2 separate regions of the Homo sapiens genome follow, and region 1 is linked to region 2. Evidence: chromatin loops called from intact Hi-C (ENCODE). Cell type or tissue: heart right ventricle. All regions are shown on one strand.

Region 1 (2,500 bases), 440 kb after region 2:
ACTTTTTTAAGGTTTTTTTTTTAGAGATAGACTCTCACTTCATCACCCAGGCTGAAGTTCAGTGGTGCAATCATAGCTCACTGCAGCCACAACCTCTTGGGCTCAAGTGATCCTCCTGCCTTAGCCTCCCAAGTAGCTGGGACTACAGTCACTCATCACTATGCCTGGCTAATTTATTTTTATTTTTATTTTTTTGTAGATTCTTGCCATGTTGCCCAGGCCGGTCTTGAACTAGCCTCAAATAATCCTCCCCCTGGCTTTCTCGTCAGCCTCCCAAAGTGCTAGGATTACAAGCATGAGCCACAGCACCTGGCCTGGCTTTTCTTAATTAACAGTTATGTATCAGCTGTGAAATTACCAGTTTTCAGCGCGTTAAATAAAGTGATATGTATTTAACACTAAAATACATTAAACATAACTTAATTTTTCTTTGGTGCTAAGCATGATTCCAAATCCTTTTGCTGTTTAAGACTGATTCTGAGTATCGGTTTTGCTATAGAGTAATATATCTTAAAAGTATCAAGAAGATGGGGGCAAAACTATACTAATTTTATTATATACCCTAAAAATTACTCATTAAAAGTAAATTCCTTACGTCAACTTGTTTACCTTTGTTCACTCAAATCATAAATGTGAACTTTATGGTTGTTTGCATACACTTAAATGGGATCCACGTTCTGCATCATTTGATTGATAATCAAGTGAAGATCCTGCTGAATTCCTTTTGCATATGCAGAATTTAGATTAAATTTCAAAACAACACAAATACAATTCTCAAGTCCTAGATTCTGAATTAATGGGGTTTTATCCTAATAAGACACCTGGGGTCCTTGTATAGTATCACAGTCATAGAATGATATTAAAGAATACTGAGTTTCTTAGGCTGGGTGCAGTGGCTCATGCCTGTAATCCCAGCACTTTGGGAGGCCAAGGCAGGCGGATCACCTGAGCTCAGGGATTGAAGACCAGACTGGCCATCATGGCAAAACCCCGTCTCTACTGAAAATACAAAAAATTTAGCCAAGCCTGGTGGTGTGTGCCTGTAATCCCAGCTACTCAGAAGGCTGAGGCAAGAGAATCGCTTGAATCTGGGAGGTGGAGGTTGCAATGAGCCAAGATGGAGCCACTGCACTCCAGCCTGGGTGACAGAGTGACTCTGTCTCCAGAGGAAAAAAAAAAAAAGGATACCAAATCCTCTTACTTCATGCAAATAGGAGTATGTAATAGACTAGAAAAAGTGTTTAGAAAATAGAAAGGAATTATATTATCAGTGTCTCTGAATAAGTTTTCAGAAGCCAACTGTTTTCTGGTTGAAACTCTTATTCTCTGCTCCCCCTGGTGGTGCTACATAGGCCATCTTGGTAACAGGTACATTTGAGCTCACTTTTCAAAACCTTCTCTTTATCAGAAGTGGCAAATAGAGTAGAAAGAATATTTGTTATCTCATATGCTCTTCATAACAATCCTTTGTGATAGGTAGTATTAGCTCCATTATATAAATAGGGAAATAGAGTTTGAAAGAAGTCAAGCCAGATTTTTTTGAACTTATACCGTCAGTAACTAAGTGCCTCTCACAGACTCTACATCACTTTAAAGACCAAATAAATATTTAGAAAATGAAAAGACAGGTTTCAATCCAAAGCCACTTCTGTCTCCTCCACCATTATTTTTTTCAGAAAGTTTTTTTAAACTCATGACTCCCTCAGTCAATCTACCACGTTTCCTTTAAACACAACCACTAACACAGAAAAAGTGAATTACCATTTCTATCCAGATCACTCAAGCCAAGTCACTGTAGCCAGAATGAAGCTTTGTTTACATTTGCTACTGTCAATTTCATCTGGGTCATGCATGAAGTGTTGTCTCTGCATGTCTGTAGGAAGACAGGAAAGTCAGAGTCAAGAGGAGTGGGAGGATACCAAAGATTACAGGTCTCTTCTACCACTTTAGCTCCGTGGTGGCATTGCCTCCATTAGATATTGCTGGAGGTGGGGGGTTTACTTCAAAGCGACAGGAAAGCCTTGTGGCCAAGAGCACAGGCTCTAGAGTTCAAAGCCTGGCTCTGCTACTTTCTAGTCATGCAATCTTTTTTTTTTTTTTCCTTTTGAGACAGGGTCTTGCTCTACTGCCCAGGCTGGAGCGCAGTGGCGCAATCTCAGCTCACTGCAGCCTTGACCTCCTGGACTCAAGCAATCCTCCTGCCTCAGTCTCCCAAGTAGCTGACCACAGGAGAGTGCCACCATGCCCAGCTAAATTTTAAAAATTTTTCTGTAGAGACAGGGTTGTGTCATGTTGCCCAGGCTAGTGTCAAGGTCTCTAACTGCTGAGCTCAAGCAACCATCCCGCCTCAGCCTCCCAAAGTGCTGGTATTACAGGCACGAGCCACTGCTCCTGGCTAAGTCATGCAATCTTTCTTTTTCTTTTTTTTTCTTTTTAGACAGAGTCTCACTGTGTTGCCCAGGCTGGAGTGCAGTGGCGTGATCTTGGCTCACTGCAACCT
Region 2 (2,500 bases):
GTTCATTATAATTTTCTTTATAATAGTAGAATATTGGAAATAGCCTAAAAGGCATGGATGATACATGGTTAAATGAAATCCAGAATGTGTATGTATTAAGTACTGTCTTGATATTTAAAGTATTGTTTGCTATTTATTGACATGGAAAGTTATCCATGATACATTTTAAATTTTTTTAAAGCATCTATAATATGAGCCCATATGTAAAATCAAATGTCTGAAATGATTTTTGTTAATGTTAACAGGGGTTAGAGAACAACTGAGGTTAATAATTTTTTGTAATTTTACTTTCTTCTCTATGTTTTTCTGTATGTTTTGAATTTGTAAAATGAGCATACACTGTTTATATGATTCCTATGGAAATAAAAGGGCACTGAACAAATTTATCTACAATAACTCAAAAAAAGTCAATCTGCAAAACTTTCTATTTGCACACCAATCTTCAACCAGTGGGATTTTTAAGCTGCCCTTATGACATTTACCAGTTTCATAATGATAATAATATTAAGTGCACTGATTGTCAATCTTCAGTAACTGATAGTGAAGACAGTTTATAAAAATCCTTATTTGCTTTTTTGTCTTGGAATTTTCACTCCAGCTAATTTGAGTTTTGTACCACCTCTTCTTCTCCATGAATTTTTAATATGGTGTTCAGTAGAAAAGAAATTGAGTTTTTATGAATACCTTCTGTATTATGCAAGTAAGTTTTAATTGCAGTGATTAATTATTTCATTGTCCCTATTTTCATTCTGTCTGTTATAATCATACTTGGGACTTTGTCACTAAGAGGTAAACAGGACATTTGAAATCTGTCTGCCTTTTATACATGTACATTAAGCCCTTTGCCTCATTCCCTTTATCTCTGAAATGGGTAGAATAATGAATCTTTTACTTACCTCAAAGGATATTGTGAAAGTAAAATGAGATAATTTATGGGAAATGTTTTACAAAGTTAAAAGTAGCATATATAGTAATGGAGCAGACTGACTTATCTTAGAATCAAGGGGTTTATGTAACATTGGGTTTTTTAAGCAGCAGTAATCATCTTTGGTATTGCCCACAACACCTGCAGCCAGTGTGGCCAAACAGGCTGGTTGCTACTTCAAAGGGCAGCAGTAAATTGAGGAAGGCAGGTGTTATAAGAATAAAGATTAAGTCACTCATCCAGAAATCCACCATGAAAAAAGCAGCCAGAATTTCTTCCATCATTTTCTTGGGCTGAGTGGGTAAACCCTAATTTATCATGTAAGTTGTATTGCATTAAAGGATTTTTAAAAATAGATTACCCGTGATTTTCTTAAAATATCGATTTGCAAGAAGTTCATTAATTCCAAACAGCGTAGAACTAAGTATTTTAAATTCCTTGCAAGAAAAAAGATCCCCAAAGATTAAGAGCAAATATCTATTTTTTATTTAATTAAAGCAAAAACATAGCCTGCTTAGAAAAGTGGTCACTCTGAACACACACACACACAAACACACACCCACACACACACACATGCTATTATATCCTCCCCTTTGAAATGACATCTGTCTTAAAGTTCATTTTCACAGGTGGAGAAAATTGAGGGTGCAGCATTCTGAGACTGTCATTAGTTACAGCTGAATTTCCTCTGAACTAAGTTGAATTAAGTAGTGCTGGAGAGACAGTGGGGCCTCCTCTTTGCTTGGGTCTCCTGTTTAGCACCAGGATAAGCTCATATTGCCTTGATAACGAAACCAAAACCCTTTTTCGATGTTGAAAAGGCCGATTGATGCTTATTAATGTATTATAGTTTTGGTGAATTGCGGTTTCCTCTACCACGTAGATGAGTTTCTCATTTTTCTTTTTCATACTAAAGGGATTTTGTGAACTACATATAATAGTGAACTCTTTATAATACTCCATGTGTATATAGAGTTGTCTTCCAACATTTTAAGCTTCCTCATATGTCCCCCAGCCCTGTTTGTGAGCTTTATCTACTTTGAGGAGAGGCTTTATATCAGTGGTGGAGATGCGATTGGCAATGGATTTTGAAGTATGTACTGTTACCCCATACACATACATCAACCCAGGATCGCTTTCTGGATAATTTGATGACCTGGGTAACTGCCCTGGGCTTCAGCCATCACATTGAGACCTGCTCCAAATAATTCCTCTGCATCTTAATATTTCCATCTCTAAAATGTTTTGGACTTTCAATATGCCACTAGGATATTTACATAAGACTTACTTGAAATTTTCTGAGAAAACTTCATCTTTGTAACATTTTAGCTTAAAGCAATATTGTATTTTGTTATTATTGTTATAATAATGACTAAAATTTGTTTTCTCCCTTGTTTTTAGTTCTATGAGTACTGTGTCTTATATGGAAGAACCCAGTCAGCGTGATGATATCTCTCGCCTTACAGTTCAGATGGAAAACACCTATCAGTTGGGTGTGTTCTTTTATCTCTCACTCCTATTTTAAACTTCTAAATTGGTGACTGATTCTCTTAAAAATGATATTTGATAACCTGG

The links. Hi-C counts contacts between places; a loop is a spot of excess contacts. Peaks named below come from ENCODE experiments on the same cell type or tissue, not always from the same donor. Only the 100,000 strongest peaks of a DNase experiment are listed, where the experiment ranks them.
Region 1: it touches region 2 in a loop (18-fold over the local background); 48 of 110 quality-filtered maps call a loop at or near these places.

What each region holds. Positions count from the first base shown.
Region 1 is chr1:67,210,458-67,212,957 of GRCh38, forward strand. All of the region lies in intron 6 of IL23R (interleukin 23 receptor), which reads left to right. Among named protein-coding and RNA genes, the nearest start is that of IL23R, 45 kb to the left of the region's middle. In heart right ventricle, a CTCF peak has its summit at 1,331 (motif pointing left); no DNase peak of the experiment used is centred here.
Region 2 is chr1:66,768,061-66,770,560 of GRCh38, forward strand. It overlaps DYNLT5 (dynein light chain Tctex-type family member 5), which reads left to right. Exons shown (of 5, transcript NM_152665.3): 3 at 2,327-2,418. Among named protein-coding and RNA genes, the nearest start is that of DYNLT5, 17 kb to the left of the region's middle. In heart right ventricle, no CTCF peak of the experiment used is centred here; no DNase peak of the experiment used is centred here.